Regions from separate parts of the Homo sapiens genome. Here regions 2, 3 and 4 are each linked to region 1. A link is a contact called in ENCODE Hi-C data. All regions are on one chromosome and are shown on one strand. Each heading gives the region's core, a stretch centred on a gene start or an enhancer-like site at or near the end of the contact. The rest is flanking DNA. Distances are from core to core; before and after follow the strand shown.

What was found. A loop is a pair of places that touch in the nucleus more often than their neighbours do. Pooled maps may share reads with other maps.
Region 2: a loop to region 1 is called in a map of CD8-positive, alpha-beta T cell, with 19 times the contacts of the local background. The contact joins the enhancer-like site here to the promoter of THNSL1 in region 1. A Hi-C loop is called at or near these places in 2 of 168 maps with a recorded cell type or tissue (CD8-positive, alpha-beta T cell and naive thymus-derived CD4-positive, alpha-beta T cell) and 6 of 50 pooled maps.
Region 3: a loop to region 1 is called in a pooled map, with 6 times the contacts of the local background. The contact joins the promoter of TRDMT1 here to the promoter of THNSL1 in region 1. A Hi-C loop is called at or near these places in 2 of 50 pooled maps.
Region 4: a loop to region 1 is called in a map of CD8-positive, alpha-beta T cell, with 15 times the contacts of the local background. The contact joins the promoter of ZEB1 here to the promoter of THNSL1 in region 1. A Hi-C loop is called at or near these places in 2 of 168 maps with a recorded cell type or tissue (CD8-positive, alpha-beta T cell and naive thymus-derived CD4-positive, alpha-beta T cell) and 6 of 50 pooled maps.

What each region holds. Positions count from the first base shown.
Region 1 is chr10:25,015,220-25,018,010 of GRCh38, reverse strand. It overlaps THNSL1 (threonine synthase like 1), which reads right to left and starts at 1,399. Exons shown (of 3, transcript NM_024838.5): 1 at 1,319-1,399. It overlaps ENKUR (enkurin, TRPC channel interacting protein), which reads left to right and starts at 1,853. Exons shown (of 6, transcript NM_145010.4): 1 at 1,853-2,151. The coding sequence starts at 2,075. RefSeq lists enhancers at 678-757, 1,357-1,651, 962-1,724 and silencers at 1,008-1,087, 1,268-1,467, 1,798-1,847.
Region 2 is chr10:33,137,800-33,140,590 of GRCh38, reverse strand. No RefSeq gene overlaps it. Among named protein-coding and RNA genes, the nearest start is that of IATPR, 22 kb to the right of the region's middle. Within about 2 kb of position 1,355, at least 4 of the 41 ENCODE cell types and tissues checked have a DNase peak (open chromatin) inside an H3K27ac peak, as active enhancers do; they include CD8-positive, alpha-beta T cell, where a contact is called at or near this core.
Region 3 is chr10:17,200,291-17,203,081 of GRCh38, reverse strand. TRDMT1 (tRNA aspartic acid methyltransferase 1) reads left to right here and starts at 1,410. Exons shown (of 11, transcript NM_004412.7): 1 at 1,410-1,511. The coding sequence starts at 1,448. RefSeq lists a silencer at 1,713-1,772.
Region 4 is chr10:31,317,795-31,320,585 of GRCh38, reverse strand. It overlaps ZEB1 (zinc finger E-box binding homeobox 1), which reads right to left and starts at 1,370. Exons shown (of 9, transcript NM_001174096.2): 1 at 1,294-1,370. The coding sequence starts at 1,351. ZEB1-AS1 (ZEB1 antisense RNA 1) reads left to right here and starts at 1,491. Exons shown (of 3, transcript NR_148979.1): 1 at 1,491-1,690. RefSeq lists silencers at 796-885, 926-1,375, 2,116-2,175.

The sequences.
Region 1 (2,791 bases), core at 150-2,649:
TTACTTGCTATTTCAGGAACTGATTAACACAAATAGTCTCAAGGTGTTCCTTCTAATTAGAAAATTCATAAGCTTTAGCCAGTGACTATCCACTTGGCTAATGGCGTTATCATTCCATGAGTCCTTGGTTCGAATCTTCGTACATACAGGAGGTTTCCCGCCAAATTTTTTCTCTATACTTGCTAAACAGAAATCCCAAACATAAAATACTCAAGGGCGAAAAGAAAGGGGCAAAGTGATATAGATTTGGATCTAGATCTAAATATAGATCTACAGATCCATCTATCTAAAATGTTTTGGAAGACAATCTGATGTGAAGAAATCTGGAGAATTTTCCCTAAGCGTCTGGGACAAAAATTAAAATCAACTGTATACAAAAAAAAAAAAAAGAAAAACTTAACGTATTCTTATGTAGTGAAATTCAGTAAGAGCCCAAAGTAAGGACCTACACATTCAGTAAAGCCTTTTTATACAGGAACTAAAAGGTTCACCAGGCCATTGTGTTGTTTTAATCACTCCGCCAGCCAACCAGGCAGTGAGAAACCCAGACTCAAGTGTGTTTTCTCTCCTCTCCGGGAAGCTTTATTTCCTTCGGGCAGAGTGGCCTCTGTACCGGTGGTTCAGAGGCATCCATCTTCCTCCCCAAATCCTATTACCAAAATGTCTTTTAAACACTCGGGTAAAAGCGTCTAAATGACTTTCCTACGGCAGGCCCATGTGCATAGATTTACGGGTGACCAGGTGGAACAAAAAGGAATAAAACCGCTTCTCAGAAGACAATTTTCCAACAAGGGACACCAAAAACTGGACAAAAACGTAAAGGCCCACTTAAAAGGCTTCTCCTCTTAGTTTAGGCTGCTCATTTACAAAGAGCAGGTCCACTGGTTCCTGGAGAACGACCTAGAGGAAGAGTCCCGACCCGGGGAAGAGCAGGCGCAGAGCCGACCCGGAGGACCGCCCAAGGGGCGGTCCCGGGAGCAGGGGCGGGAGGGCGAGCGCAGCAGGCGGAGGAGGCCGCGGGCCCCGTGCGCGCACTCACACACGTGGCGGGCAGGGCTGCGCGGCGTTCCGAGGAGCCTCGACCAGAAGCAGCAGGAAAAATGCGCGCAGAGTTGAGATGACCAGCGAGTAGCGGAAAGGGGAAGGGACGGTACGGGGAAAGGCATGCGATGGGAGCGGGCTGGCTTCTAGTTTTCCTTCCTTTCTCCTCCAATAACTCACCAAGGAAATCTCACTGAGAAGACGGGGGAAATGAAAGGAAATGGGGGAGCAGTGTCCACGAGCCGCTAAAGCCTCCACAGGAGACGGAGCACCGTACCTGCAGCTAGCTCCCCGGTCCCGCCCCCGCGCAGTGGACTCTGCGCCTGTGCCTGCGGCGGCCAGCGTGCCTCCGCTCCACGCCCTTCCCCGAGCGGCCTCGCGCAGGGCACGTGACTCTCCTTTCTCACTGTAGCCTATCCGAGCACTCCGATCTCCTCAGGCTCCTCCCCTCCCTCGTCTCCCTGGCGGCGCTGGCCTTGCGTCCTCGTGGTCTCAGCCGCTCGCTCCGCCCACACCGCGATTGGGGCCTGCTCACAAAAACCTTATTGGGTGACGCCTGCGCACCAGCTGCGCTTTGCCGTCTCTACTAGGATTTTTCTTTTTTCCCCAGATACACAGAAATAGAAAAGAGCACAGTTTTTAAGGGGACATCATTTTCACCCCGTTAACTTTCAAAGGCACGTAAAAACAGTGGCTTCCAAATGAGCTTCTCTAGCAGAAGGCGCTGCAGAAAGAGGGAAGAGGGGAGACCTAGTTTGCGGTGCTGCCTGCCACTTCCTCGTTGCCTAGTAACGGTTTCCACGGCAACCGCACAGTCAACGACGCTTAGCAATCCGGAGAGAAATAGGGTGTTTTCTTCCCGAGAGAGGACTGCTAAGAGGGGGTTAAAGGGGGACGATGTGAAGGAGAGAACCTGTGGTCCTTCAGAAGGCGAAGAAGAAAGAAAGGGGAAGCAGTGAAGAAAGGGACGGAGATACTGGGACAGGGAGAAAAAAGTTGTGGAGAGTAGCTTTTAAGGAGTCATTTGGTGGCCATGGATCCAACGTGCTCTTCTGAGTGCATTTATAACCTCATACCCAGTGACTTGAAGGAGCCTCCCCAGCCTCCTAGGTATGTGGATAAGCAAAGACTATCACTTGAAACAAGAATGGGGAATACTCAGTATTAATTAAGCATACATATACTGGAATTTTTAATAATAAATAAAATGTATTTTTGCCTCGATGAAGTAGCCTTGGAGGATAACTTGTTAGAGAAAAGGTCGAAATATCTAGGTATTCAGCATCTCACAGTTTTACAGAGAGGGCAGTCTGGCGCTGTGAGATGACCATTTTATTATATTACACTTAACCTCTTATTAATACGGTATGTGATTATTGTGTAATTTAATTATATGTGATATACAGCATAGTATGAAGTTTCATGTTGAAAAGAAAAAAATCACAATTCTATTATCTTGTTTAAGGATACTTGATGTTTGGTTTCAGGAGTTCGGTGTTGTATTTCTAACTGCACTACTCCCTCTCTAATGGGATAGGATAGGACTTTTCCCCCAAGATTTTTATGAAATATAAATTTACATTTGCTTTTGAGCCTCAGGTTTTTGATCAGTGAAACGAAATATCTACCACTATTAGGCAGTTTCTAAGGACTTTTTCAGATCTAATGGTTTAAATGGAAGGAAGAATTGGTGGATAGATAATGAACCAAAAAATATGTAATTGAGTTGAAATTTTACATAGGTCTTAGA
Region 2 (2,791 bases), core at 106-2,605, 8.1 Mb before region 1:
GCTGGGATTACAAGCGTGAGCCACCGTTCCCACAGATGCTTATTGAGAGCCTGGAATGCCTCCTGGGTGCTGGGACTATGGCAGTGAGCAAAACAGATTTTAAAATCCCCATTCCTGTGGAGATGATGGGTCTTGATCTCTCCGTATATCTTCACGATTGGTGGAGAAGTAAAGGAAGAGAAGTGCTATGATTCGAATGTCTGTCCTGTCTGAACCCCATGTTGAAATTTGATCCCCAATGTGGCAGAGTTGAGAGGAGGGGCCTTTAAGAGGTAACTGGGTCATGAGGACTCTGCCCTCATCAGTGGATTAATCCATTCATGGATTAATAGGTTGACAGATTAGTAAATTATCATTGGAATGGAGCTGCTGGCTTTACAAGAAGAGGAAAAGGCCGGGGGCAGTGGCTCACACCTGTAATCCCAGCACTTTGGGAGGCTGAGGTGGGCAGATCATGAGGTCAGGAGATCGAGATCTTCCTGGCCAACATGGTGAAACCCCTTCTCTACTAAAATGGAAAAAAAAATTAGCCAGGCATGGTGGCGGGCGCCTATAGTCCCAGCTACTTGGGAGGCTGAGGCAGGGGAATCTCTTGAACCCAGGAGGCGGAGGTTGCAGTGAGCCGAGATTGCACCACTGCACTCCAGCCTGGCGATAGAGCGAGACTCCATCTAAAAAAACAAAAAAAAAGGAAAAGAGACCTGAGTCAGGACACTCAGACTCTCACCATGTGACACCCTGTGCCACCTCAGTCCCCACCAGCTATGACCCATCAATCTTGGACTTCTCAGACTCCCTAAGTGTAAAAAATACTTTTCCTTTCTTTACATATTACCCAGTTTCAGGTATTCTGTTACAAGCAACAGAAAATGGACTAAGACAGGAAAGGGTAACTAAAGGCAAGGAACAGCAGTGGAGTAAAATGAGAGAGGCAGAAGAGGTGGATGGAGAACGGCTTCACCGAGCACGGATGGAGGGGAGATGATGCATGAGGGGGGCATGACGAAGCTGGAGACGGGGGCTTGTGCTGAAGGTGCTGGAGAGAATATTGCCAAGAAGAGGAGGAAGAGCTGAAGGGACAGGGAGTTTAAGATGTGGGCTCCAAAACACGGTGTAGATGATGACAAGTTCCAGGTTGTGACCCTGGGATGCTGCGTTGGAGTGGAGGTCAAGCTCTGGGGGGGGCGGCAGCAGCTTTCAGACTGCGAAAGTCCATGACTTGCCCATCCACTGAAAAGGAAGTAACCGCCCCCTGCACAGCCTTGTTTTTGTGCCTTCTACCTACGTTACCAGCTGTGAAATAAAACTAACCGTTGTTACCACTTCAAGCACTTGGGGTTTGTTTTGTTTCTTTTTGAACTGAAGTAACCATGGGTACCTGGTAACCTTGGATAGATAAGTGTGTATCTGAGTTTCCCTCTGAAAACCAAGCTGTTGATGGATTTCCTTGACAGTGTATTCTTTCCTGTAACTAATATTAAATCTAAAAAAAAATGAAATTGCTGGAAAAGTACCCATTTATGTTATGCTTTATTCCTCTAGTTAACTGATAGGGTGATTTTTTTTTTTTGAAACAGAGTTTCGCTCTTGTTGCCCAGGCTGGAGTACAATGGCGCCATCTCAGCTCATCGCAACCTCTGCCTCACGGGTTCAAGCAATTCTCCTGACTCAGTGTCCTGAATAGCTGGGATTACAGGCATGCGCCACCATGCCCAGCTAATTTTGTATTTTTACTAGAGACTGGGTTTCTCCAGGTTGGTCAGGCTGGTCTCGAACTCCCAACCTCAGATGATTTGCCCATCTCGGCCTCCCAAAGTGCCGGGATTACAGGTGTGAGCCACCACGCCTGGCGGTGATTTTTTTTAATACAGGAATTTCAGGCTTGGTCTGGGGAAAATGTATAAACAAAAATTCCCTGAAATATGCAAGTTTACTATTATGATTTGCCCTGAAAATAATATGCTGATCAACTCTATGCTTTTTTTCATGTATATTTGTTAAATTCTGGTTCTTAATTACAGCTTTGCATCACAAACAATGGTTACGTAAGTGTTTTGTTGTGTTTTGCTTTGCTTTGCCTTATTTTACAAATTTGATTGTGGTTTCTGAAAAGCCTTGAATTATTTCAAGGAGTTATTTATTCGTGTAGATGAATATCTCTATCCAATAGACCTGGAAGCTGATACTAAAACGGCTGACCAAAAGATAGATGCATTTGTGACCCTTGTCTCCCCAGAAACTACTGGAAGGACCAAATTTATGATCACAACAACCTTTGGTGCTGGCCTTTGTGCAATTTCCTTGCTAGGGCTCTGTGGCCTCTCTCATAGCAACCTAGCTAAGGGGAGGGTCCCTATGTGTGTGGGCACCAGCACATAGCGGAATTGAGAGACTTGTGTTTGCATCTTGGGGCTGCCACTTTGTAAGTAGAAAGGCTTTGGTTTCCTCAATTTCACAATGAGATTAGAATATCCTTTTCCTCCCTCACTTCTCCAATAATCTGGATGCTATGCAAAGAGATCAAGTCCCATCACCTCCATCATAACAGGGACTTTTTATTTAAATTTGTGTTGTTCTCTACCATAGTCGCAGCACCCAGGAGAGTGATGGACACGGGAAAGGCTCTCCTAAACAGCTGCTGAATGAATGCATGCATTCATTACTTCACTCTTCTCTCCTTCCCTCTGCATGAGTGAGCGGCTCCTCCTCTTCTCCCACCCATACTGTGGACTTCCAGGACCTCCAATCCTGAGTGAGCATCAGGATGACTCAGGGTTGGGCTGAGGGCCGG
Region 3 (2,791 bases), core at 161-2,660, 7.8 Mb after region 1:
TATTAAAACAAGAGATCTTCATACCGACATAACAGACTCTTCTTAGCAATAAGATACCAAAATTCCAACATGACTCTAGTATAGCATCACATGAAAGATAGCAGGCCCTAAATCAAAGCATTTTACCCTAAAATAAATTTCTTTGACACTTTTTGAAATGGCCCTACACAGCCATCTCTTGTGGGGAAAATCTACATTCTATAGAGACTCCCTTTCCCTTTCCAGGTCTTTTCCTGATCCAAGAGATATTTAACTAAGAGTCTGGCATCTTTTTACACATGATAAGAGACATTTGCCAATTATTCTCTCTGAAGCCTGTTACGTATGAGACTTCGTCTACATAATAAGAACCTTGGTCTCCACCTTATCTTAACCCAGACACATTCCTTTCTATTGATTCCAGGTCTTTAGGTCACAACTTAACTCTTTCAACCAACTGCCAATCAGAAAATCTTTGAATCCACCTGTAACCTGGAATCCTTCCCCTTTTTGAGTTGTCCCATCTTTATGGACCAAACTAAGTACACCTTCCATATACCAGTTAATGTCCTTATGTCTCCCTAAAACCATATAATCCCAAGCTGTAGCCCAACCACCTTGGGTACATGTTGTCAGGACCCTGTGGGGTTGTGTCATGGGTCACGGTCCTCACCTTGTGCTCAGAATAAACCTCTTCAAACATTTTACGGAGTTTGGCTTTTTTCGTCAACATGAGCCTCTAACAGTTGGTTACTGGATCATCCTGAGGAATCAAGGCCATAGCACTTAAAGACCCATAAATAATCCTACATGATATTCACTGTGTATTCTATGTAGGTGTAATTTCCAAGCTAAAACATAATTAACCCCACTAATAGACACAACAAACATCCTCTGTATTATCAGCACGCACACAGGGCTTTCTCTGCTGCGAGTGGACTTGTGTCCTTACTTATAATTCTGGAATCTTCTCTAGGGGAGAGGCTGGTCTAATTTCTCTCTATTGACCCAGGGCAGGCAGGAAACAAGGCACACTGTGGAAAGAATGTTTGAATGTTCAGGCTTCTAAGTGACAGAAAAGCAGCTTGTCTGAAAAATGATTTTTTTCTGGCTTCTAACCAGTGTTAATTCACTTGGAAACCAAGGCAGTTTTCTCCCCTTTACTGAACTCTGGATTTCTTTTCCAATCAAGGCCCCTGACACCAAAGAAGGAAATGGAGCGTAAATCAGGCTACAGAGTGGCTGCCATTCATTCGGGAAGCCTTATTGTTTTCCGTCCTTTGTTCCCCTCTAGACCCTTGCCAATCCCCAGGCCGCGAGGCCCTCTGAAGCCCTGAGCCTGGAGCGGTAGGAGACGGGGGAACTGAAACGCCGCGGAACCAGAGGCTGAGGGAGCGGCGCGATGGAGGGAGGAGGAGCGACGGACCGGCAGGCCTAGCTCCGGGGCTGCGGCGGCTGAGGCGCGGGGATGGAGCCCCTGCGGGTGCTGGAGCTATACAGCGGCGTGGGCGGCATGCACCACGCGCTGAGAGGTGAGAGTCCATCTAGCACCCCTCTCTCTATTCGCTCACGGGGGCTGGTTGGAGCACCCGCGCCGGGAAGGGGCGGAGCGGCGAGACGCAAGGGGCGGACACTGTGGGGCGGACACTGTGGGGCGGCCCTCGGTTGTCCTGGAAACAGCTCCTGCGCGCCGCCGTGTCCACCCCTCCAGACGCTGACTCCCTTCTCCTGGCGCCGAGTCTGGCTCGAGGGGCCGCACATGGCGCCTCAAAGGGCCCAGTTGGGAGTCGGGATTCGCAAGGCAGTAAATCAACCTCAAAGGGTATCAAAGGGGCGAGACCCTCGCCTGGTGCCAAGCCCCCATTCTAAGTGTGCAGCCACCGAGAAGCATGGAGACTCGGTCCTTCATCCTGGGGGGCTTCCCAGCTGGGGAGGGAGGGAGTGTCAGGGGCTCCCCTGGTGAGAGATGGATCTTGGAAGGGATAATAGCTACAATTCAAGGTAGAAGTTTGCGAATGCTAAATAGGATGGTAGAGGAAGCTTGAAGAACTTGGACGTCTGATCGTTGGAAAGAAACGTGTCTTCTGTAGTTCTGCGTTTAGATGCCAGAGAACTGAGTTCCAGCTTGGTGGCAGTGTGACGTTGGGCTACTTCGTGAACAGTGATGAACCTGTTTCCTGGTTTTAAAAGAGAATGATTATTATAAGGATTAAAGTCTGTCAAGTGCTTGTTAGTGCCTGATACATTGTAACCACTCCAAATATTATACATTATTATCACTATTACTTTAAAACGACATCACGAGATATTATCAAGCAAACTATTACTTTTATGCACGTCTTTGATTTTGAGGTTTTTGATTTCTTTCATGCTGAGTTGGAACTGAAAGTTTTACTTTTGGTGATATTCACTCAAAATTATTTATTGAGCTCCTATTCTGTGCCAGATTTTGTGCTAGGAGCTGGGGATACAGAATGACAAACAGGCTTTGAAGGTGCATGTTTATTCTTAAATTACTAAGACAACCACCGAACTGAAACTTCCCTGCTTCCTTATTTAGGACCAAGAGTAACAAGAGTAACTGTAAGATACAGACAATATTTAATGGGTTTAGCGTATAAGTTTTTTGAGCAGATTTATTGAGTTTCAATTCTAGACTAGGTTAATGATCATTAAGTTTTTAGTACTTGTTTGCCGGCTATCTTTATTTCTCATTTTAAAACTTAGCAGCATCAAAGCAAAACTCTAGTACTATTTACTCTTTGTTAATTCTCTAAAGTGATATAATGTCCGCGTTTTCCCATATCTTGAA
Region 4 (2,791 bases), core at 121-2,620, 6.3 Mb before region 1:
GTGTTTCCCTTGGCACAGCAGCACAAATCAATAAACACTGCAGCTGCGGTGCAAGTAGCAGCCCCGCGCGTCCGTCGGTCCGTCCGCCCCCTCCCCCACCCTCCTTCCACCCGAGACCCAGAGCGCCATCCAAGCCCCATTATCCGGCTTCAGCGCTCCGTGCGTCCGGCCCAGGTAACAACTTCCCCAAAAACCGAAAGAGAAAAGCGCGAGGCGCACGCACACCGGCCCATCCCGGCGCAGAGACCTCGTCTGCCCCGGGAGGGGGATCTGTCTGTGGTGCTTCCCGGTCTCTAAGCCCAGGTAACAACTCCGCAAACACACCCGCCGCCCAGCTCGCCCCCATCCGCGCGGCTCCCGGCGGCGTTAAGTGGGTACCTTTCCTGCCTTGTTCCCCGCGCCGCCCCGCCGCGCCCCGCCAAACGTGGACCCCACTCGCGGGGCTCGCCGCGGAGTCCCCAGGCCGGGGCTCTGGGCCGGGCAGCGGGAGGCGCCAGGGAGGAGGGGCGCTTAGGGACCCGCGCCCCCGCGCCTCTAATCCCCGTTACGCGAGCGCGCCCGGCCCGCGGGTCCCAACTTTACCGCCGCCGGCCGAACCCTGTCCGCCCGCGGCGCGCACAGCCGGCGCCCGCGCACACGCGCGCACAAACCCCACGCAACCCGCGGCCGCCCCGTCCCGCCGCCGCCGCAGCCCGCCTGCCGCGCGCCCACAGCCCGGCCCGAGTCGCGGGGCCCGAGCGACAGCGACGGCGCCGGCCGGGGCCGCGGCGCGCGGAAGCCACTTTGCACGGTCAGCGCCGGGCACAAGTTTGTTCCGCGGCTCCCGGGGGCCTGGGCGCTGAGGGAGAATCGCGCTGAGGGGGCCAGGAGGAGGGGGAGAGGGAGGCGCCGAAGGGCACAAGAGTGGGGAAAAGTGCGGAAAGAAGCAACAGCCGCTCCACCCGGGACCAGAAAAGTGGCCAGTGCGTCCCGGCCGCCCGCCCTGCGCCGGGGATGCGGCGGCGTCGGCGCCGGCTAACGGTCCAGGGAGGCGGCAGGGGCGGCGGGAGCCGCTAGGCGGAGAGAGACCAGGTAAGAGACATAACGGTTCAGGGAGAGCGAGCGGCCGCGGCGCGGCTCCGGCAGCGGCGGCAGCGGAGGGGGGCAGAGAGCACTACTTTCTACTTTCCCACTCCACTTTGCCGTCCCTGCCCCGGCTGCCCCCAGCCCGGCTCGCCCCCCTCACCCCCGGGGGCGCCCCGGCTGCCCAGCTCCCCCTGACTCCGCCGCTCCCCGGTCCCCTCCGCCACTCACCGTTATTGCGCCGCGGGTTCGCCTGCTTTCTGCGCTTACACCTGGGGCCATCCGCCATGATCCTCTCGCTTGTGTCTAAATGCTCGAGTCACCTCCTCCCCCTCCCTCCCCCTTCCCCCCCACCCCTCCGCCTCCACCCCTCCCCCCTCCCCACCGCACCTGGTTTACGACACTCCCGGCTTTACGACATCACCTTCCTTACACCTAGAGGCTCTCGCTCTACGGCCGGAACCTTGTTGCTAGGGACCGGGCGGTTTGCGGCAACCGTGGGCACTGCTGAATTTGAATTGAGGGGCGAGGGAAAAGTTTTCCTCAGGTGTGGTGGGGAGAGGGAGGCGGATGCCGGGAAACCGTAGGGACGCGGTCAGAAAGGCGACGGGCTGTCGGAGTTGGAAAGGTAAAGTTGGAGGCTCGGCGGCGTCCTGCCTCCGCGCTGGCCACACCCGCCGCGGCTGCCCGGGGCAGGGAGGGATCTGGCTGATTCTCCCTGTACCCTGTGCCCTCGGAGCTGCCCCTCCGAGCGCCCAGAGGTCCCCGCCTGCCTGCTTCCTGGAGGCAGGGCTACCATCAGTCCCACGCCTCGCGTGTCCGCCCCCCGCACCCCGGGGCCAAGGAAAGGGATCGCGGTCTGGACTCCCCGGGGAGTTCCCTTGATGAGGGGAAGGGCAGGTTTGGGGACGGCGAGGACACGCGGCGACCGGAGAGAGGCTACCTGACCCGCGCAGCCCGGACTCCCTTCCCTTCCCTTCCAGGGACGCCTGGTTTCCCCCCAAGCGAACCGGGATGGGAAGTGACTTCAATGAGATTGAACTTCAGCTGGATTGAAAGAGAGGCTAGAAGTTCCGCTTGCCAGCAGCCTCCTTAGTAGAGCGGAATGAGTAATACCCACACGGTGCTTGTCTCACTTCCCCATCCGCACCCGGCCCTCACCTGCTGTCACCTCGGCCTCCCACACCCGGTCCGCGCTCCCCGCCCTCTTCCTCGCGTAGAACCGTGGGATCCTAGGTGGCAGGACTCAGAGCTAAGGTATCCACAGGCCATGAATTCCTTCCTAAATGAGCGGTCATCGCCGTGCAGGACCTTAAGGCAAGAAGCATCGGCTGACAGATGTGATCTCTGAACCTGATAGATTGCTGATTTTATCTTATTTTATCCTTGACTTGGTACAAGTTTTGGGATTTCTGAAAAGACCATACAGATAACCACAAATATCAAGAAAGTCGTCTTCAGTATTAAGTAGAATTTAGATTTAGGTTTCCTTCCTGCTTCCCACCTCCTTCGAATAAGGAAACGTCTTTGGGACCAACTTTATGGAATAAATAAGCTGAGCTGTATTTCAAGTAATATAGTTATAAATTAACAATGTAGCAGTTATTGATAGAGAAATTGAGAAAACTGAAACGTGACCGGAGTATTGGAAATAACGTAGTACATCACCTAGCACAATGACACATAGTAGGTGCTCAATAAATTTATGCTTATAATTTTTGTCACTTCT